4 separate regions of the Mus musculus genome follow, and regions 2, 3 and 4 are each linked to region 1. Evidence: chromatin loops called from intact Hi-C (ENCODE). Cell type or tissue: left cerebral cortex. All regions are shown on one strand. Each heading gives the region's core, and the rest is flanking DNA. Links, peaks and the distances in the headings are about the cores only. Region 1 holds the start of Ccnj (cyclin J). Region 2 holds the start of Tctn3 (tectonic family member 3). Region 3 holds the start of Aldh18a1 (aldehyde dehydrogenase 18 family, member A1). Region 4 holds the start of Zfp518a (zinc finger protein 518A).

What was found. Hi-C counts contacts between places; a loop is a spot of excess contacts. Peaks named below come from ENCODE experiments on the same cell type or tissue, not always from the same donor. Only the 100,000 strongest peaks of a DNase experiment are listed, where the experiment ranks them.
Region 2: a loop joins it to region 1, with 2.7 times the contacts of the local background. A loop is called at or near these places in 6 of 42 quality-filtered maps.
Region 3: a loop joins it to region 1, with 2.6 times the contacts of the local background. A loop is called at or near these places in 5 of 42 quality-filtered maps.
Region 4: it touches region 1 in a loop (4-fold over the local background); 10 of 42 quality-filtered maps call a loop at or near these places.

Annotation. Positions count from the first base shown.
Region 1 is chr19:40,828,083-40,835,858 of GRCm38, forward strand. Cc2d2b (coiled-coil and C2 domain containing 2B) reads left to right here. Exons shown (of 35, transcript NM_001376940.1): 35 at 1-1,696. It overlaps Ccnj (cyclin J), which reads left to right and starts at 3,197. Exons shown (of 6, transcript NM_172839.4): 1 at 3,197-3,360; 2 at 3,897-4,006. The coding sequence starts at 3,938. In left cerebral cortex, for the core only: a CTCF peak has its summit at 3,212; DNase peaks (open chromatin) are centred at 3,154, 3,666 and 4,111; H3K4me3 peaks cover 2,236 bases; H3K27ac peaks cover 1,295 bases.
Region 2 is chr19:40,609,203-40,616,978 of GRCm38, forward strand. It overlaps Tctn3 (tectonic family member 3), which reads right to left and starts at 3,029. Exons shown (of 14, transcript NM_026260.3): 1 at 2,723-3,029; 2 at 2,449-2,572; 3 at 2,092-2,210; 4 at 1-130. The coding sequence starts at 2,942. It also overlaps a transcript of Entpd1 not described here and the pseudogene Gm16027. In left cerebral cortex, for the core only: CTCF peaks have their summits at 3,216 (motif pointing right) and 4,792 (motif pointing right); DNase peaks (open chromatin) are centred at 3,142 and 5,820; H3K4me3 peaks cover 1,154 bases; H3K27ac peaks cover 441 bases.
Region 3 is chr19:40,585,572-40,593,347 of GRCm38, forward strand. Aldh18a1 (aldehyde dehydrogenase 18 family, member A1) reads right to left here and starts at 2,892. Exons shown (of 19, transcript NM_019698.2): 1 at 2,739-2,892; 2 at 556-621; 3 at 1-34. The coding sequence starts at 6. Gm27042 (a long non-coding RNA gene) reads left to right here and starts at 2,961. Exons shown (of 4, transcript XR_386705.4): 1 at 2,961-3,048; 2 at 4,284-4,336; 3 at 5,268-5,386. In left cerebral cortex, for the core only: a CTCF peak has its summit at 3,891; DNase peaks (open chromatin) are centred at 2,908, 3,381 and 3,886; H3K4me3 peaks cover 2,211 bases; H3K27ac peaks cover 441 bases.
Region 4 is chr19:40,890,168-40,897,943 of GRCm38, forward strand. Zfp518a (zinc finger protein 518A) reads left to right here and starts at 4,538. Exons shown (of 5, transcript NM_028319.1): 1 at 4,538-4,623; 2 at 6,917-6,998. It overlaps Mir8092 (microRNA 8092), which reads left to right and starts at 4,536; the gene lies at 4,536-4,622. In left cerebral cortex, for the core only: no CTCF peak of the experiment used is centred there; DNase peaks (open chromatin) are centred at 4,545 and 4,747; H3K4me3 peaks cover 1,631 bases; H3K27ac peaks cover 1,102 bases.

The DNA.
Region 1 (7,776 bases), core at 1,321-6,320:
AGGGAGGGCAGCCTTTTAACTCTGCTCAGACCTCCAGCTGCCTGGATGAGGGCTGCCCACATTCAGAAGGGCAGTCTGCTCTCCTCAGCTCACCAAGTCAAATACTCTCCAAGCCAGCATTCCCACAGGATAGCCAGGCTATATCTATGGTGTCTGATCACTGGTTACCCTATGGCCCAGACACGTAGATTCATAATCATAATCTATGTCAATTTTAATCAGAAGTAAAAAAAAAATGTATGCTCAATTTCAATATTGATTAACTCTCTGGTAAATTTCAAATTATAAATATCTGTGGATTTTGATCCCAGCTTCCGAGAATAGCATAAAGACTATCCTTACGTTCTGTTCTGTAGTGGCTTAGAAATAGGATCTAGGCTCTTCCTGATCAAGTTCATTACAGGTGCAATCTACCCTTTCTCAACTGCTCCAAGTGCCAAGTGTCAAATATTTTAAAGAAGGATGGCAGGTGTCGTGGCAATAAGAGCAGTTAATGGGCTTATCCAAACTAAGTGGGAGACGATGGTGTTGTAGGCAAAGACACTGGGTGTGAATGTGTTTGCGGTGACGTAAACAGTGCCACAGTGTAAAGTTGTACCAAGGAAACAAATCAAGAACAGGGTCCGGGGCTTCTGGCTCCTAGTGAGTGTTCCGTATCCAAAGGAATTTGATAGAGCCTGAGAAGAGCCCCGGATGTCCCATTGCAGAACGATCCCTAGACTAGGATGTATGGCAAAAACGAGGTGTACAGTAGACCTCGGAATAAGCTACCATTTTACATAAAACGAGGCAAGTGGGCTGTATGTGTGTGCTGCTATAAAGACCTGCATACTTCTGAGAAGATACAACAAAAGACACAGCAGTAGTGGTGCCTCTGGGAAAAGGCCACCTCTGGAAGAAGTGGAGAAAGGAGTCTGCCAGTTAGTATGCATAGTTTTATATTGGTTTTATGGTTTTTTTGTTTTGGTTTGGTTTGGGTTTTTTTTTTTTTTTTTTTTTTTTTTTTTTGCCTTTTGCTTGCATTTATTTTAAAGTGTTTTCTTTTTGACAAAAAGCAATGGCTTTCTTTTCTTTTTTAACTTTTAAATACATTCTGTGTATTTGGTTTACAGTGTTTTGGTTTTTGTGGTACAGTAGCTTGAAGCCAGGGACTCGGGTACGTTGGGCAAGCCCTGTACTGCTCATCCCCCTCCCCCAGTTCTCAGCGCACAGCGTCTGATGAACACGTGCATTGAGTACAGAGAGCTTCATGAAGAATTCTCTCCCCTGCGTGCTCCGATGTTAGTGTCTTGGCTGCCAGAGCGTGGTGGCTTCCGACTGCCGGAAGTGCCCGCAGTCCCAAAAGCCTTCCAGAGAATCAGCTCCCACCCTCATCTCTTGCAACCCAACTCGAGGTTCCATTCTCTGTTGTGCGGGTGCCTTGCCCGGTTCGCTCTGAAACCTTTGCTAGTGTCTTTTGAAGTTTGGATTATCTTTACTGAAGTGGAAAACTGCCCTCTACTTTCCTTCCAAAATGGAACCCTGTCGTGTTTACTGTCCCCTCTGCTGGCATGCCCATCCACCATCTAGATAGCCAGTCGCTTCCCCTCAGGCCTTTGCATGGCTTCCCTATCATAAAACGTCGGCCTATCCACCTATCTAGCCTTTCACTTTGTTTGCCTTACAGCACTTGTTACCGTGTGGTATGGATTTATCTTTCATTTATTATGACTTTTCTCTTCCCAGTAGAATGTAAACTGTGGGAACACAGAGTTGAAGTGCCTTCTGCCCAGCTCACTCTAAAGGGATGAAAAAAATAGTAAGACCGAAATTCCTTTTAGGAATGTAGACTCTAGAGAGACCACCAGAGACATACACAGGCATGAACAAGGATGAATACTGGCATCTTATAAAGAGCCATCTAAGTCTAGAATAATACATGATTTCTGAACCGGTCTCTCCCGGCAAACAACGTGTTCAAAGTAGACTGTAGGACAACCTGCTTATTACAGGATCGCATAGGCAATTATAGTCTGTGACCCACTTTTCTGAAAAGGTTCTTAAGAAAGGCCTGGACCCTAAATCATTTGGAAGCCAAAAGCTGCTTAGTAGTCGTGAATTGGAAACTGAGTACTACTTAAATACCATAAATGACATGGAAATTTTAGCCAGATAACGTCCTTTCCCTCTACTAGTAGTCTCTTCCCGAAATGCACCGGGCTAGGCTGGGTTCTGCCAATTTTCACGTGCATGCTTCCAGTTTCTTCCCATCATTTCCTGAACCCCTGCTCTCCCCAGGCATTGTATAACACTGTCACACAGGGGTCTGCAGCAGCCCTTCCGGGATGGATGCAAATACCAGGGTGATAAGCCATGCTCCCGAAGTGTGCACTCATCCTTTTCTGTACTAGCCCTTTGTCACTCTTCCTCTTTCTAAACAAAATATTCAAAGTAAGGGGTGAGGTCTCATGATTTATGTTTAAATATTGAAGGAAGTCGCTTTACAGTCTCTGGAAAATTGAGGGAACCCATCTACTTCTTTTGGGGTGGTCCTCCAGACACTCTCAAATACAACTGATGGGGTTTCTGTTACATTTCCAGCCCCAGCCAATCGCCTCAATTGACGCTGGAGTGTTCCCACCGTTTAGGGTCTCTTCCTTGACCACCACAGATGGTCAATTACATCCATTATGGATCTGACAAGCCAGGTTGCTAAAGATGTCAATTCCAGTCGCAACTCGCGCGAATCGCCGAAGTGAAAGCAACAAGAAGAGCTGAGTTAGAAGAGCTAAAAGGAGTACTGGGTTTAGAGGGGAGACTGGAGCAGAACTCGACAACCAAAGCGCCTTAGGGACTGGTAAGAGCTAAAGCCCATTCGGAAGGCTTAGGGTAGGGGGAGGATCCCGGAGAGCAGCCCCTCGGAAGTGAGACAGCGGGCCAGATCCGCGCTGCCAAGTTTTAATCCCGGGGCTGAGACATCGCATCTTTCTTTGCCAGCACCCGGGACCCATCAAAGATTCTCTGCAGGTGAGCGGCCCTCGGGCGCCGACAGACCGCGGAGGCTGCAGAGCGAGACCGCCCGGCACCGGGCAGGGGCCCGGGAGACGGAGTAGCACCTGGCTCGGCCCGGCCGCCGATTGGACGGCGAGGCGCGACCCCGCTGTATCGCGAGAGCCGATTGGCAGCGCGGGGCGGCCCGTGCCCCGGCGCTGGCTTTGTACGGCGAGCCGCCTGCCGGTCCTTTAACAATGGGCGGCGCGAGCGCCCGGGTGCTGGGCCCTAGCTGAGGCGGGGGCTTCGCGGCCGACGGTCCGCGGCATGAACGCTGCCGGCGCCCCGTGCACGCCGGCCGGGCTGGGGCTCTGAGGGCCGCGGTTCCGGGTAAGAAACCGCGTGGGCCGGGCAGGCCTGCGGGAGCGCAGCGAGGCGAGGGGAAGCGAGGCGCGGAGCACGGCCGCCCGCCCGGCCTTTTGTTTGCCGCTCCGGGTCCGCGCTGCGGCGGGCGCACCGCAGACCCCCAGGGTGGTGGAGCGTGCGGGGCTGTCGGCGCGGACCTGGTGTCGCGCGCTGGTCACTCTCCATTCCGGCGACGTTCTGACAATGTCAGGGCTCCCGCGCCTAAGTGCAGGCGGCTGAGGTCGAACCCAGAACTCGGAGAGCCCGAGGTGGGCCGTCCCGCCCGGAGCTTTCAGAGCTCGCACCTTTCTGCAGTTCTTGCAGCGGGCGATTGCAGACGACTGGGTAGATCAGGCCTTGCTGGCGTTGGAAGATGGCTCGGGGTCGGGTCAGGTGAAGAGGAGCAGCCGCACGGGGTGACCTGAGATCGCATCCCTGGAGGAGGGGGCGCGGAGGATCGCGGGGGGACTGGGGGGGGGGGGAGTTGCTGGCCGTGACCGCGTCTGGGGCGTGTCTTCCAGACTGAAGTTGCGGCGTCTGGCCGGGCGCACCTCCGGCTTCCATGGAGCTGGAGGGGCAGTGGTGGCGAGGACAGCTGGCTGCGGATATTCACCAGGCGCTTCGGTACAAGGTAACTCCCGAGACCCGACTTTCCCCATCCCGGCTCTTGTGCTTCCTGGAAAGGCCAGTCAGGTTCTTTACTCTCTACCTTCCAGGCCAGAGAAGGCGAGTTTGCTCATTTGTCAAAGTTAATTAACTTCTTCCTTCCCTGGGCTGCATCCGAAGAACCTGTAAATGTGGAGAAGACTGGGGCGTGGTAGTTGGGAGAAGGAAGGTGGATGGTGTTCCGATGTTGCCAGGTCGACCATGGGTGTGTGTGTGTGTGTGTGTGTCTGTCTGTCTGTCTGTCTGTGTCTGTGTGTGAGTGAACAGCCCTCCTTGTTTCGTACATGCTGTTGCATGAAGCTGGTGTAAGCCCTGTACATAACTCAGTTCTCCAACCTTTCCCCAAACCTGCTCTGAGACTTCGGACAACTTAATTTTCTCTTTCTCAGTTTCCTCGTCTGTAAAAGGAGAAATAACAACGACAGAACGTCCTTATGGGGTGATTGTGAAATCTGTTAAGTATGTACTGTGCAGGAACTTAGAACAGTGTAAGAGCTATGTGATAACTTACTGTTCCTTGGTCCTTCAAATCCAGGCTATACAAAAAGCCTTAAGGTGGAGGGAGCTATTCCTTGGTAATGTCAAGTGTAGAAAATAGACACAATGTTCTTAATAGTCATGGGGGGGGGGGAACCTACTCCTTTTGGACCAAAGCCTGGGTATTCTAACTAATGATTATAGGATGGATGTTATAAGTCAGATATATGCGATAGCCCTGCTTCTCTGACAGCCAGAGGGAAGACCCAGAATGATCAACTTAACTCAGTTTCACCTTGGATGAAAACTGGGAAAGGATCGAAACAGCTGACTCTTTAATAAGATCCTGTAGCTTGAGCCTTAGGGATTTTTCAATGATAATAGGTTTATATCTGGTGTATATGACCAAATTAAGCAGATTAGGACATGGAATCTTGGCTTAAGTTGTTAAAATTGCACCCCCAGCTTGAAATTTCCAAAAGTTCTTTAATAGTCCTGGCATTCAGTCTCTTACTCTGAGTACATCCCAGACCCCTATGAGATTGCTCTACATAAATGTTCCAACTACGGAAAGGTTCTTTGGAATGTTAGAGGGAAAAGTCCCAATTCACTTTGAATTTTGGGGAGGTATATTTGGATTTTTCTAAGTGTCAGTCTTTTTATCTTTCTAGTGTGTAGCAAAACTAGTTACTTGGTTTAAATGGTAATGGTACTTTGAGTGTGGGGGTGGGGCTGACAGTTTAAAGATTTTTTTTTCATGATGATCCCTGTGACTTTTAGTTCTAATACTTCATATGTAGGTAGTTTTAATCATAAAGAATTGACTGAATTAGTTTTACAGGTGATCTTAGACGTAGAATTTTCTTTCTTTCTTAAGTTAGAGTTTGTTGGCATGCTTATGTAGTCTCTGAAGGAGTTAGGGAATAAGGCAGCCCTGTAGTCAGGTGGATGTTGGGGATTACTTCTGAAGCCTGTCTCAGGCCACCTGTTGCAAACTACTTGGGGTTGCCTTTATGTTGTCTTTAAGCTCTCTGTAGACGACGGTCCTGATGTCTGGCAATAGTAACATAGAGGATTTACATTAATGTGTAGGACTTGAACTTTACAGCTGGAGAGATCACTATTTGTAGTGCACTGGAGTCAAGGAAGTTAAATAAACTTTTCTCATTAAAGATGCTAAAGTCAGCTATTAATCGGTGGTTTGATCCTTTGCTTGTGCAGCCTGCTTAGTACTTAGCATATTGGAGGTGTTAGAGCAGTAACTAGTGTGACCAGCGTGGTCCTTGCCGCCAACAATCTGTTTTATAAGTTGAAGGCATCTCCCCAGGGCAGTTACCCTTCATCGGCTGTGAACGATGGTCTAAGTTTAAACCCACCAGATTTTAAAGAGATAATTGATGTGACCAACATTGTGTTGACTGGGAAGAAGTGAAGAATAATGAATGCCAACTGGGCTACTTTTGTAAATATGGTTTCCCACTCAAAAAGACTTTAAGCGCCTATCTTCTTATCAGTCTGCCCCATGTTCCAGTCCTGTAACTCTCGGGAAAGTATTGAGGAGCTTCAGAGACAAATGGGAACAATCATAGTTCTGTGCGAAACATAAGAAAATATCGGTCCGAGGAGTTAGTTGTAGTTACACTTGGTAGCTTCCTGTAGGCCTTTATTTCCAAACTGGCTAGAGAGGAGACTTTAGGTGGTACGTTTGGCTTCCCTGAACTTTGGTCCTCCAAATTCCTGACCTGATCCTCTGGAACAAGGGTGTTCCATTCTAAGGCACAGAGAAAGATAGCGGAAGAAAGTCGTAGCTGAGAAACGGGTAGTTTCTTTTCCATGCCTGCGCAAAGACAACAGGGTCTGACAGTGTTCTCATCAGCACTTGTACTTTCCCACTGAAGAAGACAAGTGACCTGTGTTGTTCATGTTAGTTTAACTCTTCTGCGGAGCCTGGGGACGTAGCTCAACAGGTAGAGGTACTTGTGATCCGAGCTTTACCCCTGAGTTCACTTAAAGATGGAAGGAAAAAAACCATCTCTCCATGTGTACAGCATGGCATTGTGCCTACCCACAAATACCATGACTCACACAGCATTAACAGCGAGTAAGAATAAAATCTCCCTGATGGCCCTGGGTTCCAGGCTGGCTTTACAACTGTTGGTAAAATTAACATAGTTAAAAGTAAAGCCCACCAATATTTTCTAGATAGGACCGCCAGTTTGTCTTTTAAGGTATATTCAGGCCTCTTTTTCTGGAACTCCCTCTCCCTGTGGCCAAGCTAGGTCATCTTTGGTGTTCTCGACAGCGTATTTTATGATCTCTGCATCCCAATTCTTTTGAGTTTCAGCTTTCTAAACTAAAACTAAGTGTTCGTTGTGGAACTTCCCAGTTCTCAGGTACCTAGCCCAGGAACCACTTTGAGCCTCTATGACTTTGATCAAATACTTCGTGTAAGTGGGATTATATTAACATAATAATTGTCCTTTTGTGTGACTAGTGTATGATCTCCCAAGTTCACCCTTGCAGCATATGTCACAGTTTCCTTTTGAAAGCCGAACAGTGTGTGTGTGCGCGCACACACATCTGCTCATCCGCGTTTGGGTTGCTAGTTTTGCTTTTTTTGCTCATTGTGGTAATGGTGTTATGGACATGGGTGTGCAAATGCCTACCTATCTCCCTGCTTTCAAATACGTGGGATATATAATTAAAAGTGGAAATGTGGCATCCTGGGGCAAGTGTTTTGAAAACTACCGGACTGTTGCCTCCAGCAATTACCTCATTTTACTTTACAGTAGGATTGGGCAGGGATTCTAGTTTCTGCGTGGCCTGGTCAGTGCTTGCTATTTCCCCCTTTTTGAGGGCTTTCTGGGGATGGGGTTGCTTTTGATAATAGCATTCTAAATGGGTATGAGGCGTTAGCTTGTGGTTTTGGTTTTGTATTTTCTGAAATGATTAAAGCTGTTGAGCATCTCTTTCTGTTCGTGTTGGCTTCTTTATGGTTTTTTTTTCTCTGTATGTCGCCATGTTCCATTGAAGTCATGTGTGAGTGGTATGTGTACATAGGTAATACTCTGGGTGTCTTCCTCCATCCATTGCATTGCTGTAGGAAAGGAGCTCTCACTGAACTCTCTTTGGCTGGGTTGGCTGACCAGCAAGCCCCGTGAGTCCGCCTGCCCTTCCTTCCCCTGATGCTGGAGTTAGAGACATGGGCAACTGTACTCAGCCGTTTATACAGGTTCTGGGATCTGATTTGGGTCCTCT
Region 2 (7,776 bases), core at 903-5,902, 220 kb before region 1:
CTATAGAATAGTACTGGCGGCTGGGTTTCTGGTGGCATTGAAGGGAAGGACTGGCCTCCGAACTCTGCAGCCAGGGCCTGGAAGTTGGTTGCATTGACTGTTTGGAGCTTCTGGAAATAGTTTGCTTTTGCTAATTTTTTTTTTTAAGAGAACAGAGAGTTAGATGAAAAGCATTTCTTTTTTAAGTACCTGACATCTTCGAAGCACAACAAACACACATTATCACACGCAAATGAACAGCGGAGTTTAAGAAAGAACTCTTAAGATGGTTCGGCTGGTCAAGGCAATTGCCACCAAGACTGACAACAACCCGAACTTATCCCTGGGACCTATATACTGGAAGGAGAGGAGGGCTAACTCTCACAAGCTGTCCTTCCATCTCCACAAGCATGCTATAGTATGTATTCATGTCACATGCATGTGTATGCCACCCACATCCCAACCCCAGGAAATAGGTGTAATTTTTACAGAACGAAGTACTGCTCGGGCATGGATGGGTGTGCTGCCGCCTGGTGTGCACCCCACCTTTCCTGCTCTGCATCTCCAGGAGCCGAGGCTTCCGGCTCTGTAGCGTCCTCCAGAAACTGCCCAGAAAGGCTCTTTACCGCCTATCAAATCAGTTACTGCCACCTTTGTATGCAAAAGTTAAAGTGAACTGGAGAAGGAAGATGAGCTCAGAGAGTCAACAGCTATGGACTCTTTTCATAGCTTTTCTCAGGAAGAGAGAGCCACAGCCAGTTGTGAGCTGCCATGTGGGTGCTGGGAATTGAGCCTGGGTCCTCTGGAAGAACAGCCAGTGCTCTCAGGGGTCAAGCCATCTCTCTAGCCCCACAGATGACCACTTGCCCCCCTCATTTCAGTATAGGTGTATTGGTTGAAGTAGTGATAAGAACAGAATACAGACATACAAGCTAAGGCTATATTCATATACACAAGTATATTATTCATATGTGACTTCATATATAAGTATATAAATATTCTTGTTGGTGTCCACCAACTGTACCATCAGCCAACAATTTAGAGGTAGTTACACTCTGATATAACTGTGGACGTGAAAAACCTACAGACCATCTCATCCATCCCCTTAGGAAATTTGGATCCTCTGAGGCAAGGGTAGTTGCAAGGACCTCAGAGTAAGGTAGCAAAACTAGGAGCAGATCCCCAACCCCCAACTTGCTGGTCTGCAGTTTTCCCCCTCCACAGTGCTATAGAGGCCCTCTTAGGAATAGCACACCCTTCACCGCCAGTGATTATTATCAAGACATTTTATCCACTGTGAATAAATATACAGTTTGCTCTTTTCTAAAAAATGATATATTTATTTTTATTTTATGTGTATTGGTGTTTTGCTTAAATATGTCTGTGTGAGCATGACAGATCCCCTGGAGCTGGAGTTACAGCCAGTTGTGAGCTGCCATGTGGGTGCTGGGAATTGAACCTGGGTCCTCTGGAAGAACAGAGAGTGCTCTTAAGTGCTGAGCCATCTCTCTAGCCCCACAGTTTGTCCTTTTAAGGCACTGACAGCTTATCTGGAGGAAATCATAATATTCACATAAACTGACAATCATACAAGGAACTCTACAAATTCTTAAGGAATGACTTAGGACAACGAGTGTCTTAGAACTAACTTCTGAGGATGGGCTCACTTGGGCAGATGACAGAAGATTCTTAGAAGAGCTAAGATGTTCGCAATGAATGGAGAAAAGAGGGCCACTTGAGTCAAGGGGGAAAGCAGATAAAAGTTAGGAAAAATTTAAGGCACAGCTTGAGGACAAAGGACATGAATTCGTCCAAAACAAAAGGGCAGAATAAAATCATGAGAGAAAAGTTTTCGGACAAAGAAAGAGAAAGAAGGACACAAAGAAAGAAATCAATGCAGATTGCCAGGCTAAAGGTGCTGAGCAGTAGTTTAAAGGTGGTAGAGTCTCATGAAATTACTAATGTTCTTATTAACTAAAAGTAAGAGGGTAGTGGTAAGAGGGGTGAGCGACAGGGAATCTAAAAGAAATAAGAGAGCTGGGAATCCCAAAGACAAAGTCACATCTCAATAAACATTCAATGATAAGAGCTGTCAAACTCGTTTCTACTCACAGTTGTTCACACGGACACAAAACTGTGTCGTTCCACTGGAGTCCGTGAAAACTCTGGAAGGGAACGGGGAGTTGCTCCTGAACATAAGAGAGTTGTCCACACATACCCAACTTGAAGATCTGTGAGGAAAGGTGAAGATACTTAAGAGAGAGACATGGAGTACATCTAGGGAAGGGGGCCTTACCCCACCAATGTCTGATGCCAATAAGAGGGGTCTCTGGGCAGAGGTGCAACACTCAGGTTTTGTTTTACTGGATGGCTCAGCATTCCCAGGAAAGCCCAAGGGGACATCCGACCGGGAGACAGCGGGTAGGAAACTCACTCTTACTCCTCCACCGGAGGAGCACCGCAGCTCACCTTACACTACCAGGAAGACAGAAGGAAAAGACTGTTCTGGGATGGAGAAGATCGCAGTCCTTGTCACAGCAGCAGTTTAAATCGCAGGTACCCGGAGTCAAGTCACAGACACAGATCGGTAAAGCTGTAAGTACAAGAAGAAAAGCGAGATGAAGCTCCCCCAAAGTTTTCCCGCGCGGACAGCCCCAGTGCCAGCTACGTGGCAGGGCAATTTTGTCTACACAATTTTAGATCTGAGAAGTCAGTATTTCCATCCCGTATCCCGCCGCATCACCTGGAAAGGGGTCGGTGGTCGCGTTCACGGGCATCGATAGAGTCCAGGGAGTCGGACTCTCAGACGAATCCGGAGGAGCTGAGGTTGGCACTTCGGGCGTCACTGGCTCCAGGCCCCAGGAGGTGGGGAAAGCCCGGGCTGTGGAGGAGGGCTGCGGTCGGGCGGTCTCAGAAAGCATCAGGACCACCAGCAGCAGCAGGTGCAGCTGCAGGGTGCACATAAGGCAGCCTGGCCGCAGAGCGGTGCGACAGGAGCCTGGGTCTCCAGATACGTCCCAGGAGCCCTGGGAAGAAGAGTCGCGTACTTCGTCATCAGCTTCCGTCTGCGCATTGGCTCAGGCGGGAGCCGGGTGCTCTTCAGCCAATGGAAGGCCGTGTTGTTACGACCCTGAGCGTCCTTCATGCTGCTCTCCTCCTTAGCGGCGCGTGGTTCCCGTTACCTGGCAACCGCTGGGAGCCTCGGGGGCGAAGGCGTCTTTGCCTGATCCCGCCGCTAGATGGCAGCTGGCAGAGGGTTGGCGCGCTTTACGGACCTGGAAGAATTGGATGAAGTCATCACTGAGAGGAAGACCAAGAGGCACAAACTGAGATCTTACCAAGGTAAGAGGCCCTTTCTCTGGAAACACCATGAACTCAAGGAGAAAAACATAGAAAGTCACATCCCTTACGTGTGCCGGGAAACTGAGTACCTGATCACAAAGTTTAGGCCAAACTGGCTACTGAGTGAGACTCTGATCCCTAAAACAAAGACAAATGAACAAAGTCCCAATGATGGCATGAGAGATGGCTCAGCTTCTAAGAATATTTGTTTTTGTTTTTGTTTTTTTCAAAGAACTGGGGTTCGCTTCCCAGAACCCACAAGGTGTCTCACAACCATCCGCTGCTCCAGTTCCAGGAGATCCATTGCCTGTGCCATCTTCTGGCCTCAGTGGGCGCCATCTGACACCCGCAGGTGCAAAGACTCAAGCAGGCAAAACACTCCTCTGCATAAAATCTAAAATAAAATTTAAAAATGTCTCCACTTTAATTACTATGGTATTTTTTAAAAAGCATAATAAAACAATGCTTATTTCAACTCCACGAGTTTCTTTATTCCCCGCTCCCTGTCGCCTAGTCACAGTTTCATGTAGCCCAGGCTGACCCTCAAACTCAAGATGTGGTCAAAGATGGCTGAATTTCTGAACCTCCTGGGTCTGGAATTTTAGTCATATAGGCCACCTTCATGCACTCCTGCCAAACACTCTATCAAGTTAAATTTTATTTTATTTTTTAAAAAGTGTTAGTTAGTGCATTATATCAATAAATGTGATCTGTATATTTGTTGCTGGAAAGGGTAGTAAGGGAAGAGGTTCAGGACAAGAAAACAGGATGGAGAAGAGTATGAGGACTTAGAGAAAGTTACAATTTAGAAACATTTTCTGAGGAGAAAGTAAAGATACAGAGATGGAAATAGCCAAGGAACCAAGAAGCAAGCTAGCTGATTGCTCTTTTACGGTTTTATCATTAAGTTCTGAAACACTCTCTAGTATGTGCTTGCTCTTCTCAGGAGTGGCGTGGCCCTTCTGCATGCCTAATAGCACAAACATTCTGTATTTGCACTAATCTGAGACACAGGCAGGCATGGCTATGGCACACATGATAGGCATGCAATGCCTGAGCTGTTAAATATTTAATTTTAAAATTGTGACTCAAGGTTAAATAACCTCAGGTAACTAATAGCCATTGCAATGTGCAGTTGGATTGTGTATGATCAAAATCCAGCCAGCTATCTCCCTGTGCTCACAATTCCAACATTTGGGTTATTTTAATTATTTGGGGGAATAAAATAACATCTACCAGGAGTTACCTAATCCACTCCAGTCCACTCCTTAAAACTGATTTTGGATGTCTCTCTTTCCAATGAATCTCCTGGGCTGATGGCTCTCTTTTCCAATGAATTTTTTGGGCAGATAAGATTTGGGGCACTTGAAATTGCCCGTATTTTCCAAGAGGATCTTAATTTTTTTTTTTTTAAGATTCGTTTATTTTATATATGTGAGTACACTGTCTCTCTCTCCTCAGACACACCAGAAGAGGGCATCAGATCCCATTACAGATCTGGAAATTGAACTCAGGACCCCTGGAAGAACAGTCAGTGCTCTTAACCGCTGAGCCATCTCTCCAGCCCACGATCTTAATTTTTATAATGCCTTTTAATTTTTAGCTTAAATATATCTCTATGCTCTAAATACTCTCAAACATTTGTATGTGATTGGGTGGTTAATTATGTGTGTCTCATGTGTGGGGGTGCCTGTGAGGGACAGAAGAGGGGGTGAGATTGCCCTAGAGCAAATTATATTACTCAAATTATATGTATTTACTAGAATATAGTTTGTGTAAGGTAAGCAGTTTTCTTTCTTTCTTTTTTATTAGATATTTTCTTTATTTACATTTCAAATGTTTTCCCCTTTCCTAGTTTCCCCTACCCCCTCCTGGTAAGCAGTTTTATCTGTCTTTATTTGATATATACCCTTGTTTAAGTCATGCTAGCTTTGTTCATGTGTGAACATTCAAAAATATACACTGAAGACTGGTTTGTTGAACTCCTTTAATTTAGTTCTTGGGAGATCACCTTATTTCAGCTTGTGCTTATCTTTATAAGCTTTGTTTTATATCTGATCATAAAATCTTTTAGATCTCAAAGTTTAGAGTTTGAATTTCCACTCTGGAATTATTCCCGGATGATTGTTGGTAACCTTGGACTGGTTGAAATAACCTCAGGGTTGCCCGGTAAGGAGACACAGTTCAGCAACGTGTAAGTTATTTTTCCTTCAAGCTTCAACACTTAAGGGCTGGGGTCAGCTCAGGGCCAGAATGCTTGCCTGCCCTCCATGCTACAGGTTCTATAATCTGTCCCAGCACTGGAAGTGGGGCACGAGTTTATATCTCCATCTGACTTTTCTGTAATTTGTGGAGCTCTGAAGAAGAGGAAAGAAGAGCGTTAGGATGTGTTCCCAGTCTTGCATCTTGATCCAGTCTGCTATGTTTTCAACCACATGCCGAATGCTTTTCTTCTGAAACACAGGCAGCTGCTGGAATCATATGATCCAGTTCGGAAATCTCTGCTTCTAAGATGATGTCATATGAATGCACCGGAAGCCGTGGCTCCACCTTAAAACTGGCATCTGCCTGGCACATGGGAACACATTTTTCCCCCCTCAAATTCTCTTTCAGATTTTATTATTAGATCCCCGAAGAACTGAAGATTTTTATGTTACAGGTTCCAGCAAGCAGAAAGTAGGAAGAAGTTAGACAAATTTTTGTTCAACTGTCACATTGGGGATGAACTCTTCTCAATCACTCCCTCACTGTATTGTAAAACCAAACATCACAGAAAGCCTGCTGGGCGTTCAGACTCATGTGCAGACATGGGCACACCTTGGACTTGAAAAACACAATAAGAGAATTTCGTGAAGACACAGAAAGCAGATGATGGATCAGCCTGATTCCATCTTAGGATATAAAGCCATTTTGTTAGAAGGTCTGAATAAGTTGTTTCTATTTGCTGCAGAATTCAAGTTTGGCGTGCACCTACCTTACCGTGATAAGATAACAAGCAACCTTGAGCTGTTCTGTCAAGAGGATCTGTCAAATACTCCAATCTGCTCTCTGCTTCTGTAGGATTGGCGTGCGAAATCCTTATGTTACATCTTTTCCCTATAAAAGGAGGCATGAGAAGCCAACCAGGACTGTATCTCAAACCCTGCTTTAGAGAGTCACTTCTATGCACAGTAAATAAAGCTTGCTTCTTTGGTTTTCCTTTGGATGGTGGTCTTCATTCTTGCCTGGAGGATTAGCACAGAGATCTGTGAGTCCCCCACCTGCTGTAGCTTTGCCATCATAGAGCCTCTCAGGAGGAGAGCAATCTCGTCCCCTTCCTCTTGTGGAAAACATTTTTGATCTCCAGCTACAGTTTTGGCTTCACGAGAAACCTTACCAACGCGACAGATCCTTGAGCTATAAAATCTCTTGTATTCATTGGGAATTTCCACACTCTGATGGTCAAGAAGTCTGATTTAGAGGCAATCTTTTCAAAGGCAAAAATCTGGGTTGTTCTGTGCACAGGGGCTTTGCCTTTGTCAAGTGTGTTAATGAGAGAGATGCTGTAGCCAGAGAGGATGACAGAATGATTGCTGGCCAGGTTTTAGCTATTAATCTGGCTGCAGAGCCAAAAGTAAGTTGAAGGAAACAGGTGTGAAATGCTCTGCCGCAGGGACGTACGGTTCTTCGCTTGACTTGGGCTGTGACCGCCAATGGAATAATTATGACAGGATGTGCAATTACCCAGCATGCATCACTTCTTCTGTTGCTTGTGCTGTGGTGCCTTCTAAATGTAGTATATGTTGGGAAACTGCTCACAAAGCGGCAAAAGTGGATTCAATTTGAAGATTGGACACCTGTGATCTCAGAGAGTTGAAAGATGATCTTCGGGCCATTAAGAAGGAGTTGACCCAGATAAAACACACAAAGTGGATTCTCATCTGGAAAACCTGGAGAAAAACTGAAGAAGAAAAAAAGCAACCTGGCAGACTTAGCCTTCTCATTTACGGGAGAGATGGAGAGTGAAAGGTCTGGAGAAGAGCAGAGCAGCATCTCTGCACCAAAACGTAAAACTGATGAGAAGACGGAGTCTAAGGCAGATGCATATGAGTGCTGAGCAGGTGGCCTGCTGGATGATGAAGGCGGTGGTGTGTGTGCGCGCGTGCCTGGATGTGCACACGCTTGTGTGTGTCCAGCTGGAGTTGACCAAGGATGATGAAAGAGAGACCGAGGAAGGAGAAGATGACTCTTAAGCACATCGTGGAATTTAGAAAAGTTTTCCCATTATTCCTTTACCTAAGTGCTTGTGTGAGAGTGAATTAAAAACAGATCCTCTTTGCTGGTATCTTCTGCACGTTTTCACTGTCCTCTTTCTCTCTGTCCTCCCTTTGTGTCTTCCCTCTCATTGTCCTCCCTTTGTGTCCTCCCTCTCATTGTCCTCCCTCTCTCTGTCCTCCTCATACTGTCCTCCCTCTC
Region 3 (7,776 bases), core at 1,763-6,762, 240 kb before region 1:
CAGCATGTTGAGATGTTGTCACAAATCCAAACACCTGTGAGAAGAATCTTATTAGTGGGGGTGGGGAGGTGGGAGTGGAGGGGGTGGGGTGGGGAACGGGGAGGGGGGAAATGACACATGAAAAAAAACGGTAGTTAACTTACTATACTCCCTCCACTGCTCTTAGAGCAAAACCATGACACTCTTGGTTTAAATTTTGCTAAGTTAGAAACTACTTCCTCAGTGTCACAGGAATAGAAAAGAACTGCTCTTTACTTTTTACACCAAACAGTAATTAGATACAATGAATACTTTGAATGATAAAATATTTTTAAGATACAATGTTTATGGGCTGGAGAGGTGGGTCAGAGGTTAAGAACACTGCCTGAACTTCCAGAGGTCCTGAGTTCAATTCCCAGCAACCACATAGTGGCTCACAACCATCTTTAATGACATCCAATGTCGTCTTCTGGCCTGCAGGTATACATGCAGGCAGAAAACTGTATACATAGTAAATACATCTAAAAACAAAATCAATAGTGTTTATGTATTGGTATTAAATCTTTGTTATATTACCTGTTCTGCTAAGACTGGTGGCTATTGTCCAAATCCTTGTGTGTATGTGTTAGTGCTCAGGAGTACCTGCAAATGTGGAGGTCAGAGGTCAGAGGTCAGTTCAAGTGTCTTGCTCTATCTCCGTCCACTGTATTGTGGGGGATCAAGTGTCTCACTGAAGCTGCAGCTTGCAGTTTCTGTTGGACAGGTTGGCCAGTGAGCTTGTACCTGCTGGTTCCCTTCCTCCAACCCTGAGGTTACAGAGGCAAACTCCCAAACCAGATTTGACACGGGTGCTAGAGATCTGAACTCAGGTCTCCATGCTTTCCCAGCAAGTACCTTACTGGGAACTGGTCCCCAAGTTGCTTTTTCAGTGGGCCTCAAAAACACATTAGCATTTAGCTCTATAGCAAAGAAAGAGCAAGGAACGGACTATACCATTCTGCAATTATTCTGCACAAAATCACAGACATGGAGAGAGGAGAAATGGGCAGGATGCTCTGTAACAGAACATACGGCAACAGGCGGATAACCGAACCTGGTGAGTGACCGACCGCTTTGCTGGCTTCCGTTTCTGCATAACACTGAAGTATTTTGTGGGCCCATGTCTTATGTTCAACACTTACATAAATCCCTTCAAAAATGGCTGCAAAACTATTACTTACACACATTCTGCAAAATACCTATAAAAAGTCAGTAGTGACATAATTCCAGTTGTGCCCGCTTTGTACCACCTCCCCAGACACTCTCATCTTCACATTGGACATAATCCTCCAGGTAGCTGGCTCATGTGTTACTGTTGCTCTCCCCAGACGGGCTCTAAGCTCCCCTTTGGGGTATGCTACACAGGGTGGGAATCCACACAACTTTAGATTGGATAGATCTAAGTGTTGGCTGTCCTTGCCATGGAGATTGCCAACTCAATCTCCTCATCTGTAAATGAGGGATAATAACGGTTTATATGGCCTGAGATCACCGTGGGAGTGACACAAGGCAAGGCTGGAAAGCGCCTGGGTGCACAGATAAGGCTATTGTCCACCCCCCTCTTCTGTCTTTTATAAGGCACTGACATTTCTTAACCTTTCCACTTACTTCCTTCACTGACACCAAAAGGTCAAAAGAGCCACTGATGGACAGCCGTGCTTAGTGGCAAACGCCTGTAATCCCAGCATTCGGGGGAAGTAGAGGCAAAAAGGATCAGAAGCCCGAGGTCGTTCTCAGCACACAGCCAGTTCTAGGCCAGCCTGGGCTACATAAGACCCTGTCTCAGAAAAGATTCTGATCGGGTCACATGCATAGTTCTAGACTGTTTACCCCTCTCTTGTCTAAGCACAGAAAGCTCTGAACGTCTGAGATCCTTGGAGGTATGAGGTCTACCATTTGTCTCTGGCCCAGGGAGGCAAGATCTTATATTGCAAACGACTGTTCAACCAGTCAGTTTGTTGTGACAGCAAAAACCAGACAGGTGATGCAAAAGCCCAAAGGGTATATACGTGGAGACTCTGTGATCGAGAGAGAAGTTCTTATATTTTAACTCAGAACAGCTTTCAAGTGACTAGACACAAACACACGGAGAGCTCTTATCTCACTTAGAGAAGTGAACTTCAGTCTCAACAAACTACCCAGAAAAACACATGCTGAGTTCATGGTTCACTACTTAATAGAAAGACAGAAACTCAAAGATAAATGTTGTTGCTTCGGAGGGTGGGGGAATAAGGCTGGGGTATGGCGTGCGGGGTGAAGAATCTGAGCGCACCCTTTCTGTGCCAGGAGATAATTATCACACACGGGGTCTCCGGGAATAACCCTGGCTGCAGGGAGAATCTCCTATGTACAGGTTCCATATGTCAGGTCGCGAGCCACAGAGAATTGCAGACTCAGGCCCTGGGAGTGCGTCCGTGGATGGTTTCACACCAGGTGTATGACTACTCGCAGCACAGGAGCCCTGGAAGCCGGTTGTGGACTTGGTAGGAAGAGGCTGCAGGGTCCTCCAGCCTCCGCTGGTAGCATACCCAAAAGATGGCCAGAGATCCCTGGGCCTCCTAAACCCTGCACCGGGAGCTGTGCATGAGCATCTCAGAGCACCTGGCTGCCCCGCGCCGCCGCCGGCTCCCGTGTCCACGCCCCTCCGGACCCGCGGCTGCACCCCGCATCTCCCCCTTTCAGTGAGTGTACCCCTTGCCCGGTGCTGCCCAGCCACCTACCTGCTGGCCGCCGACCCCAGCCCTGGACCACTCTTCGCGGCGACCGCCCTCTCCTCCGCCTTTTCTTCCGTCTACGTCCAGCTCTCCGGAGTTGCGTCAGCCGCGTTAGACTGAAGCCCCGTAGCGCCGCTGACGTTGGGAGACGGGTCTGACCCACGCTACGCCACGGCAACGGCGCAGGCGCTTCTGAGAATCGCGCCCACGCTCCACGTGGCGGCCCCCTCCCATCCCCAGGCTCCGCGCCCGCAGAGTATAGGGGCGGGGCTTCGAGCACCCAGAAAGGAACCTCCCCAGACAGCTTCCCAGAAAGGTAAGGAAGACTGGCTTCTAGTTGCTGATGGATTTCATAAAGCGTGTTTGACAGTTGATCGTCTATATGTCAGACTCACATTAGAAATAGATTGAATCAACAAAGACCGTCTCCCTCAAAACAAAAACAAAAACAAAGACTGGCTATTGAAAAAAATTGGCACCATGGTAAAACAAGTTGGCACCTAGTTACCCGAAAATAACAGCCCAAGTGTTTTCAGCAAAGGTGGTGGTAAGAATACTGCATTTTAAGACGGTGTGTTTAATCTCTGATTATTAATAACCACTGATTATCCCAAAGTTGAATGCATAACGGACACAGATCATCTCCTTCCGGGCTGGCAACGTTCTCGTCCCATAGCACCGTTCGTTGCAGGGAGGCCATTGTCTAGAGAAGGTCAACTGTGGCTGAAAATTGGTTCTTTATGCTTTTGTAGTCCTGACAATGCTACTGAGCCTATTCATTCATTTTCTAATTCACTAAAGGGAACTTACCACTACTTCTCAGTCCATGATGCAGGAGTATGGGGGGAAGGGCAGGGGGCGGGGAGCGGGGGGGAGTGGGGGGAAGGGCTAAAAGGAGGTTTCAGCTTAGGAGAGATCCACGCTCATGGATGATAGGTTTGCAGAAGAGAACATCTGGCTGGGAGCTCACCATACAAAGATTTTGAATCTTATGGGTCACCAAGTCAGTGAATCCAAACTTCTAAAGCCCTGGAATGATATGATCAGGTTTTTGTGTCGGAAATCAGCACAGAGGTGTAGAAACTGGGAAGTGGGTTAGCCTATTGCAAAGCGCCCTGTAAGAAATAAAGCAGACGAAAGGCGCCGACAGGGGGCGTGGGAGCAAAAAGGAAGGCGCGCTCACAGCACTTTTTGCTAAGGGTTGAGTACCAGGAAGAGGAGTTCTTTGAAATGAAATGTGCGTCGGCATATGAGATCTAGGAAGAAGCTGAGAAAATCTGTGCTTTGGGAAGGGTGTTGGCGCCAGGACGCGTTAAATTTTGAGCACGTTGAGGGTGGGGAGGTGGGGCATTAAAGAGAAACAAAACAGCAGGCGCTGATTAGATCTGGTACCCGGGCTTCTAAAAAAAGTGGGGGGGGGGGGGTGCGTGTGGGTGTGTGTCAGGGGTGTAACTAGACTAAGGGACTGGAGCTAAGTTAGAAGGCGATTCTGATTCTTCAGTTCACCCACAGATCACCTTATTGTAATTGCTTGTCTGTCTTCCCTCCTAGGGAGCAAACCTCTGGACAGCAAGAAAGCATATTCCTAGAATATGAGATACTTTGTAAGTATTTGAGGAGTGAATAATTATTATGTCTTTAGTTAAAAAAAACCAGATTTCTCAAAAAGTGAATTGGAATTGATCATCGGTGCTGAAAAAATAAATAAATAAAAGAAAATGAGTTGTTAACATTCGTGTTAAACTGGTGTTCCTTGAAGGTCATTCCTTCAACTCCAGCATTTCATAGGCAGAGGTCAGGGGATTAGACCCTAGCCAGCCTGGGCTTCATACATAGTGAGTTCCAGGTCAGCCTGGGCTCTGCAACGACACACTATCTAACAGTGTCTCAAAGAATCGAGCACGAAACTCCTTAACTTTCTACTGTTTTTTTATTCTTTCAGTGATAGTTTACTTATTTGCTCTGCCACTAATATTCTACTTTGCCAGTGGAGAGAAAGGAGTGCGTTAGATGAGTGAGGAGAAGGGAAAATCTGATTCTAGGCACATAACCTGCTTGTCTTTCTATGAAAAGCAAGAATTTAGCTAGAGTGTCTTTCTCACATACTCAACAAATGTTCTTTTTGTTGACTGGGGGTGGGGGGTGGATTTTAACTTCTTCTAGAAAATGGGAATAAGGTTCAACACCACCAGGAAGTCATGCAGGAAGTAGGACATTTAGAATATGGTCTTTCACTCTGTAGCCCTAGCTTCCTTGGAACCTGCTGTTCTTGACTGATTGGCTGAGTGACTGGGGAGGAGTGGGGCGTGCCATAGCACTCGTGTAAGCCCGAATTTATGAAAGCTGATTCTTTGCCTGTACCATGTGGATTCTTGGAATTGAACTAGGGTCATCAGACTTGGCTGGCCCTGGAACTTGTGTGCAGACCAAGTTGACGATGCTTCCAAAATGCTTCGATTCAGATATATGCTGCCGCCACTGCCACACAGAAATGTATCTTCAGGTGCCAGGCTTAATGTCTTTCTTTTCTTTCAGGAGGTGAGAGGTGAGAAAAGGTCTGATTGATTCTGAAGCTCATGCTGGTCTTGAACTCAGGCTGGGATTAGGAGCATCGGCCACCACACCGACTTTAAAATAGCTTCAAGTTGTAAAATGTAAAGAGCAGATATGCAACCCAACAAAGCGATTTACTGGGGTGGGGTGGGGCTGGCATGTGTGTGTGTGGTGTGGTGTGTGTGTATGGTGTGTGTGTGTGATTGAGTCTTCAAGGGCAATAGGGAAATTCGGTTCTCCCAAGAGACAAGAACAAGAACCTGGAACATTAGGAACCAATGCCATCCTCTTCTCCTGAGTCTCTTCGTTACACATCTCCCATTCTGCCCCCTCCCACTTTTCTGGAAATAGTCTTCCCATAGTGCTGAGTGTTGTGAAGATTTTTGGCAATCATAAATAGTGGAAGGTTTCTTAACACAACAAACGATCACACATTATTTTGAAATTGAACAACTGAGTTGCTTCTGGCAGTGCTCGCTGCATGTCGAACATCATGAGACTTCAGCTACTTTAGTTCCGACACATATGTATGCTGAATACTGTAAATGGCATCATGTCACACGGCACCATGAGTGATGGCCCAACTCAGATTCCAGGCCATTGCATGTTATACACTGCAGTATTTTCACTGTATAAAGTTTTCTGCTCTTATAGAAGGGTAGTGGTTTAGTTGTGCAACCTTAATTTTTCTTCCGCCATTCTCAGATGTAAGTATTGGATTAACAAATCTTTCAACTGTATGACATTAGAAGTTTTGGACTTAAAGACATGATGGAAAATGGTCTTCCCAGCTCTACAGTAGTCTCATCGTTAGTGTCACTCCTGATGGACAGGCTTGGTCTCACTTCCAAACTCCTGGGAAAGAAGAGTTTCCAGGACTCCTGTGTGATTCTAGGACTCCATGCTTGAACCAGTCAGCTGAGGTAGGGGCAGAAGGCCTATGTGATATGTGAACAGAGGCTCTGCCCAGGCCTTAGCACAGTGAGTAATGGGTAGGCTCAGAGAAGGGGTAAGCATAGTGAGGAGTCAGCAGTGAGCAGTGAACACTACAGCCACACTGTGTACTTTATAGTTTCATAAGCCAAGGAGCATACTAGAGCCACCAGGAAATGTAGACATAAGTAATGACGATGATAAATAGGAGATCCTCTTGCCTCTCTGCTTCTTGGATTATAGGCACATATGACCATACCCATTTAAAACACGGGTTTTCTTTTTCTAATTGCTTATTTATTATGAGTCTTAAAGTCCCTGCTTCTCAGTTCCACCTCCCCCAACCCCACAAAATGATAGGCATGATTTTAGGCAGGTCTGGGATGTTGAACAAACAAACAAACAAACAAACCCATCAATAGAAAAGGGAGGTTAGTAAGCCGGGCGTGGTGGCGCACGCCTTTAATCCCAGCACCTGGGAGGCAGAGGCAGGCGGATTTCTGAGTTCGAGGCCAGCCTGGTCTACAAAGTGAGTGCCAGGACAGCCAGGGCTACACAGAGAAACCCTGTCTCGAAAAAACAAAAAACAAAAAACAAAACAAAACAAAAAAACAAAAAAGAAAAGGGAGGTTACTCATGGAACACAATATTCCTGTGCAGAATAAACTGAGGTTGTTTTTAGGGAATATCAAGTTTCTTCAAAATATGGTATTCTCTGATTACAAAACCAGATATTACTTTTAAAAAACCCTACATTTTGACATGTAGTCTTTTAATTTTTGTTTTCCATTCATACATATATGAACATTTTTATTTTATAAAAGTAGGAGCATAGAATCTCTGTGATCATTTTGTAGTTTGTTTTTCTCACTTAAAAACAGGTCATGAGGGGGCTGGAGAGATGGCTCAGTGCATGAGAGCACTTGCTGCTTTACAAGAGGACCCACATCCAGTTCCCAGAACCTGTGTTATATGCTCACAACCACCCAGCTCTTGGGGATCAAACACCCTCTTCTAATCTCTGCTGGTACCTGCATTCATGTGTGCATACATGCATTGACACACACACACACACACACACACACACACACACACACACACACACACACAACTTTAAATAGGACATAAATTCTATTGCAACAAAGGCAAGTGTACATAATATTTAATGGTTGTACAAGTTTTCAAACTATACATGTACCATAATTTAACTGGTTCAATGCTGTTGAACATAATTTTGCCTGATAACTTGAATTATTGGGTTAGAGTTTAGAGGCAGGGTCTTTTACTCTTTCCTTTTCTCTCTCTCTCTCTCTCTTTTAAGGGGGAGAACAAGATCTCACCTAGCACCAGGCTTACTTTGCACTCATGACTCTCCTGCCTCCCCATCCTGAATTCTGGGATCATAGGCATGTACCACCATAACCAGCTTAAATGGATTCTGTCTCTGTTGCTGAGAATAGCTGTGAAATTACTGTGCAGCCCAGTTGCCAGTCTCCTGCTTCAACTTCCTGAGTGCTGGGATTAAAGACACAAAACACATCTATCTTCCAAACATTTA
Region 4 (7,776 bases), core at 1,533-6,532, 62 kb after region 1:
AGATAGTTGGGAGCCTCCATGTGGTTGCTGGGAATTTAACCCAGACCCTCTAGAAAAGCAACCAGTGCTCCTAACTGCTGAGCTATCTTTCCAAATTCCATTATTTCCTTTTCTGCTACAGTCTTGCTTTCCCTTCCTGCTTGGAAGTCAAGGAAATACAAACTTACCTGACAATAAGTCATTCAGTTTCTCTTTCTCTCTATGTTAAATGTTAAAATAAAAAATTTTTAATATCTTTCTGCTTCATTCTTTAGTGCCAAGAATACCAATTATTAACAAGAAAGACAACCATTTCATCTTTCATCCATATTCTTTCCTATGTCTTCCTCTTACTTGTGAAATAATTCTCTAATAAATTATCATCTCATCTGTAAAAATGCAATATATTTCAAGTAGCACACTTTTAAAACCTAACTCTATCTATATCTATTTGCACTAATTTATTGGAAATTCTTACTATGAAATATCTTCAGTCTTCAAACTTCCAAATTGTCCCTTATTCATGTTTGCTTGTTTGTTTGTTTGCTTGAATGAGTAGCATCTGTACTTCCATCTCTTTTACAAAATCTCTCTCTCCCTCCCCCACAGTGTGTGTGTGTGTGTGTGTGTGTGTGTGTGTGTGTGAGAGAGAGAGAGGGGGGGGGTGGAGAGAGAGAGAGAGAGAGAGAGAGAGAGAGAGAGAGAGAGAGAGAGAGAGAGAGAGACACTGCATGTGTGTGTGTTGTGTGTGTGTGTGTGTAGGCATGAGGTTGATGTTAAATGCCTTTCCTCCATTGTTCTCACGTTGAGTTTTGACACAGAGTCTCTTACTGAACATGAAATCAAAGATTCTGCTACATTGGCTAGCCAGCCAGCTTCAGGGATCTTCCTAGCTTTTCAGAAAGGATATGCTTGGTTTGGTATCTTTCTCTTTTGCTTGTTAAATCTTTGGAAGTTTTGCTCTTTTCTTAGATCAGGTTGAAAACGCAGTCATTTTAGTCTCAGTTAAAAGGAGAGAAATGAAGAAAATCAGAGTCGAGAGACCAGACCTCACAAAACCACTGACGATTACTCTTTCTGATCCCTCTATCCACACTGCACTGTAAAGAAAATCTCCTATTTGATTAGTCATAAGCTCATGATAACAGTTCTTGCTTCTGCCAGTATTTCTTTCTATGAATGAGTTGTCTCCTTTCTCTAAGCCACAAGTAAAGCAGACCAAACATTACTTATTACTTAATGAAAATTTCAGTGGTTTTCCTTTATCACTCTAGTGAGCAAACACGTTTCACTTAAGCGTCAACTGTTGCGTAGAGTGAGCTCGAGGAAACAGGAACAAACCAGAACGTCCACAGAACAGAGTTGTGTGATCCCTTTACCTTCCATTGATTTAACCTTGTATGACAGGAGCAGAAACAGCATCGTGTAGCACAAAGATCTTTGCAGATTCTAGCACGTATATTTTTTAAAGAATTGGGCCACTCTTATAATTTATATGGCAATAGCAATATCTCTTCTCCACCTTGCTGAGGTTTCCTGAAATTTATTTTTAATCTCAATCCCAGCTGTTTTTGTCTGTTTTAATATAATAGACATGTTCACCTCTGTGACTCATAAATAGATGTTCAAGGGAATTTCTCCTGAAAAGATGCAAAATAATGAGTTTTGAAGATAACATTGAGAGCTCTTTGCTAAGAATGGAACGTCTTCTCATCCCTGAGCCATGATGATAAAGGGTGAAGTGAATGGATTTGGCTACTAAAGAGAGGAAGAAAAGAAAAAAAGGAAAGGAAAACATTGGGGAAAATATCACTTGAAGCTCAGCTACCATTTTATAGCTTGCCATTAGTGACCAGCCCATAATAGCCTTGATCAAGGTGTATGGCCATTTTATGTTAGATCATCCACATTCTTTATGTCTAATTTGTCCACATTCAGATGCATTGGATTATATTTTGGGGGCAGGGTGCATGGAGTTGAGTTGAAAGATCAACAAAAGAGATAAAAATCATAGGAGACTCTTGCTCTTTAATTTAAAAATCTTGCGGGGCAGTGGTGGCACATATCTTTAATCCCTCTACACAGGAGGTAGCACCAGGTGGATCAGTTTGAGGCCAGCCTGATCTACAGAGAGAGTTCAAGGACAGCCAGGGTTATTTAGAGAGACCCTGTCTTGAAAACAAACAAAAAATAAGCAAACATCTGGTTTTTCATTATAATTGAAGTACTTACGGTATACCAAGCTATACTTACTTTTCTGTGAACTTATATATAAGAGAGCTGCCACATTATGATATGATGTCATATGATTCAGAGGACAGAATGCTTAAAGTAAAATGCATTATATCTATTTATTTTGTTATTATTTTACATTAACCCACTTTATGATACAATGACCATGAGGACAGAATGCCTAAAGCGAAATGCATTATATCCATTTATTTTCATTATTTTATATTAACCCCCTTTATGATACAATGACCATGAATTAATAATACATTTAAACAAAGGATTTGTAAGCAAGAAGGAAACTTTGCGACTGTCACCACCAGGTTTAGTATGAGAAGATAAGAGGTTATTGTCCACTGCGAGTAAATTGCAGGTTCATCTTCAGAGCAGCCTATCTCTGAAAGCATTAATATGGTTATCCTATTCCCATGAACTATCTTTAAGTTTGGAACGTTCTAAAATCTTTTTATTTTTTGAGCTATTACCCAGCGTTTGTTCATTTGCAGTTTTAGAGTCTATCTCCTCTTCCTTTCTGTTTCACTCCTTTTGTTATTAACTTCAGTGTTCAGAACTTTAAAAGAGCAAAGAGTAAGAGTTTGATAAAAATGAAAAAACTGGACAAGGAAAAGAGAGAGAGTTCACCAACATTCTAGCTTATTTAGCATGCAATGAAAACTTTGAGTCTTCTAGAATTAAACACAGGTTTTCAAGGTGAACATAGATGCAAAAATAAAGTTTTATGAGAATACTACAGAACATGATGATGCATCATTTTTGTCATGTAAATTATAAAAGCTATAACAAAACTAACTACTCACAGTCCAAAACAACTTTTTTTTTTCCTATTAAAAAACAAACAGGCTTTTCTCCACTTCTCTCCTCAGCAATGTGTGTCCTCTTTTCTGGAACAATGAAAATATTGTGTTAAGGAGAAAATCTACCAGCACTCAGGAAACAGAGGCAGGCAGAGCTTTGTAAGCTGGAGGCCAGCCTGGTCTACAAATTGAGTTCCAGGACAGCCAGGGCTCTGTTACACTGTCTCAGGGCCTGTTACCCTGCCCCCCCCCAAAGAAAATCTATTTTGCAAACATCATTATAGATTATAAATATGCCCTTTTGATATTAATAGATTTCACCTTCACTTTTATAGTTATGTTTGTACTTCTTGTGTGAATTTCAGCTTGCCGCTTCTAGGAGGACTGTTGTACAAACCACCCAAAACTAAGGGTTCTCCGTGTGTGTTTTATTCCTTTCTTTTTCTTTTTCTTTTTCTTTTTCTTTTTTTTAATTTAAAGGGTAAAGTCCGTGTGGCACAGGTCAATGCGTTCAAAAGCATATCCTAAGAAAGTGGAAAATTCTTAACAGTTTTAAAATTGGTTTTAAGAAAAATTTGTGCGTGTCAGGAGTTATTTGGGTTACCCCTTGCCCCCACGCATCCCCCCCCCCAAAAAAAAAAACTACGGCCCACAGTTGAAGCCAAAATTCTCAGATTCGATCTTTTATATTTTGCTATATCCCTCCGCCTCGAGTTTTTGACGGCGGCAGTTTCCACAGTGCTTCCACGTGTGTTTTTTGTCCTTTTTTTCTTTTAAGGGAGGTAATTATTTACCAAGTGAGATTAGTAGGCTTCTGAAACGTTCTGAAAGAGAGGAGCCACATTTGGACTTTGTACGACTCTTGTGTGGGGTGGGGAAGGATTCTTTTCTTGGGGGCAAGGATTCCATTTTTGAGTCTGTGAGGGGCGTGCGAGGGTTTTCCTTCGCTGAGAGGACTTCCTTCGCTCAGACGAGTCCTCCGTGCCGTGGGAGGAGGTCGTGTCGCGGCGGGAGAGAAGAGTGTCCCTCACAGGTAGCCTGTGCGTGGGGCTGCTCTGGAGCTCAGGGTTGGCTCCCTTGTGGGCCAGAGCTTTGGGTAGCAGCTTCGTCCAACCACTGGGACGTCAAAGGGATACCACAACTCGCGTGATCCGAGTAAGTACAGGGAACACGCCATTTGCTAAGATGGGGGCTGCCTAAAACCTCTGGGTTGAGGCCATTTCCTGTCAACCAAGGCTTGCCAAGCACACCAGTTCCTGCTTCTGGTGTCTACTTGGGAAAGGACGGTAGCCATTTTCCCCGTTCTTCCCCCCGCAGTAGGATCCCCGCGGCTGGTGAGTAGACGGGGGGCGGTGAGGCGGGACGCAGGGAGGCGCCGTATGACGAGGTCAGCCGTGGACTCAGCGCCATGGCCTACTCTCGGGAGGCTGAGGCGGGGGCCCTTCCGGCCGCCGTTCCCTTCCGCTCGCCTCAGGTGCAGCGCGGATCCCTCCGCCGCAGCGTGCGCTGCCGGCAGCGCGGCGCTCGGCTTTCCGGCAGTACCCGGATGGAGGGGTAATGGCCGCCATCTGGGACTCGCAGGCAATGGGGACCACGGCAGGTATTCCCTGTGTGCGGAGCCGCCAAGACCAGTTAGGATGTCGGGACGCACAGAGAGACGGCAAGGGGCCAAGGGCGAAATCGTGGGGTGCTAGGGTTCCCCCCAAATGGTCTTGGGGGGGATCCGCCTCTTGCGCTAGGAAGCTCATGTTAAATAGTCCCGTCCATTCAGCGCTTCCGGCCAACTTGCCGCAAAGTTTTCTAGAGAAGTCCTTGGTTTCTAACCCGGGGCTCTTGCTAGCTCTTAGGGCTGGTCATTGTCGTCTCGGCTTGGGCTGGTTGTAAGTTTGTCCCTAAGAACTCCCCCACGGTCTCAGAGCCTAGGACTTGGGCGCGCGCGCACGGCGCGGCGACAGTGTACATCCGCGCGCCCGAGGGGCAGCGGAACTCCGGGGAAAGGGGCGGATCGGGCGCGGCGTTTTGGGGGCGATGCGGGGGCGTTTGGCGCGCGAAGCCATCGCTCGTCGGGTTCCGCGCCCGGTGGAGACGGGCTGGGCAGCCCTCAGTCCGCACCCCTCGAGCTGTAGGTTCGCGGGCCCGCCTCGACGGCATCCCTACTATGGGCCCAGTCTATGGCTATTGGGGGTTCTTCCTTGCAGAGACTCCCCGCTCTCTTGGCGCACGCACTGCGCGCCCTCAGAGTTGGGCAAGAAAGTGGTCCTCTTGTAGACTGCCCCCACCACCACCACACCCAGTGGCATATGGATTTCTTTGTCACGGGCTTTTTTTTTTTTTTTCCCCACTTGTAGGGTCCATCTTGAATCTGTTCTTAACATGGTGTCCTCTTTGTTAAGTGGGTAGTATCTTGAGTTAGATGGCTTTGGTAACTCAAAAGTATTGGGTCTGAATGCATAGATGATGTGATTTAACTCTTATCTAGACCAATGGAACAGATGCAACTTCAAAGTTTAGAAAACAAAAGTTAAGGGTCAGTTTTCGCTTCAGGTTTAAATTTGGGTTATTTTAGTTTTTGTAAATTATTTTTTTCAAAAGTCTTGAAAATGGGGAAAGGGGTCAGTTTTTGAGGAATTCATGAGAATGTTGAACTGTCTGTGATTATCTCAGGGATGTAATGTAAAAACAACTCACAGCGTGGTTAATTTGAAAGTCTGGTTTTCTTAAGGCACATTTTACTAATAATAATTGAATTGCTTTTTTTCCCAGCAAAACAGGTCTGATTTGAGTGTGCTCTAAAGTTTGTATGGTCAGAATGAATAGAGAGACTTGCTGAAATTCCCTAACATTTTTAAAGTTATAGCTGCAGATCTGTTAATTATCCTTCAACAAAGCTGTATTTTTCTTTAGAAAGTCAAAAGGGGCAATTCGTACTAGCACTTGAGGGGTGTTGGCTTTCTATGGCGTAGGTAAGCATAGTAGACCTTACTCTTTTCTGTTTTTTTTTCCAAATTATGATTACCAATTCAAACATTATATGTCAGATGTCTGAACAGATAAAAGGATAGCAACTCCAGCGACTGTGTCTTTGTGAGCTCATAGCAAATAAACTTAAATACTGGAGGGTTTTATCATAACCACCTTCACATTTTATGATATTTTTTCTGGAAGTAGTATAGTGTGGTTCCAAAAGCTGCTGTATTTTGAAATATTTTAAATGAGAAACTTTCTATCTAAATATAGTTTGAGTGAAAAAACCCACAAAACCTTACAATGCCCTTTTAATGTACTTTTATTGCAAGTGTTGGGGCTTACTCTCATTGAAGCATTGTGTGTGCCCTGTAGAGAACACTTAATCTGACCAGTCTAACTACTTTTCTGGTTTTCCTTTAAGTTCAAGATTTTAATCTTGCATTTCTTCAGGTGCTCTATTTAAAAGGGTTTTGTCAATTAGAGAAAAGGGTTCTTAGAAAATTTGAAATGTTTATCTGTTGTCTGCCCTCATGTATAGTCTATTAATTCTATAGGCTTCACATCATAGGCAGTTCTCATGGGATGTTGATACCAGCCTTGAGCATTACTGTTGTCAGTAGGCTTTTGTAGTGGGCAGATAAGTGGTTCAGAATCAGGTGCAATACTAATTCTGCTTTTGCAATTTGGATAGGGCAAAACGAGTTTTCCTTTTATTGTATTAAATGATGCTATTGTATTAGATTCTTGGAGATGTGACTTTTGTATTACATGAGTTATATCACTGGGTATCAATTGTATGCTTATGCCCCAAGTACAGAGGAACTTAAAAACTAATATTCCTTACTTAAATATGAACTGTAAATGACCAGGATAAAAGCATTTTGTTTTTGCTGTCAAAATTCTTAAATCTTCATTTTCATTTCCAGATACCATCTCTTGATCACTGTACCTGATTGTGGGTGGCATTGTCCAGGCATTAAGTTGTGTGCCTTTGTTCCTGGGAGAAAGGTAGGGATTGGAGCACTTGAGTAGATAGATTTATTACGTAGTAAGTTCGCGTCTTAATATTGGATTAAATAGACTGAATGGTTACCTATCTCTTAATTTTCAAAGTTACTTTAGAGTTTTATTTATTGGCCAAAATAAAAGGAATTTCTCCGGAAGTTTTTATTTTAATGTAAGTAAAAAACTAATTTTGGGTTTCATATTTGTTGAATGTTTTATCAGAGCTCAAAGATGATTTTAATATGTCATGCTAAATCTAGAGATAGCATTAAGGGCTTCTGGATAATGATCAATAAAGACAAATATGGTAGAAACAGGTTTCAAAGCTCTATAAATGGCTAGAGTCTGTGCCTTAATTTGGCAAGTGCTAGTCAGTGCACCTAAAGAAAAACAATATATTTGATTTACATTATGATTAATGCTTATCTACTTGAAGTTAGAAAAGGAACTGGAGAATCTCTAGAGAATTAAGACTGGTAGCCGGGCGTGGTGGCGCACGCCTTTAGTCCCAGCACTCGGGAGGCAGAGGCAGGCGGATTTCTGAGTTCGAGGCCAACCTGGTCTACAAAGTGAGCTCCAGGACAGCCAGGGCTATACAGAGAAACCTTGTCTTGAAAAAACAAAAAAACAACAACAACAAAAAAAGAATTAAGACTGGAGAAGTGTCCTGGAGAAGTATCTGAATGTCTTGATGTGGACAAAAAGAGTGGCAAAAATCCAACAGATCCATGGTAATATACGGAGAGCTATTAAAATGGATTGGAAAATATTGTGTGCCCTT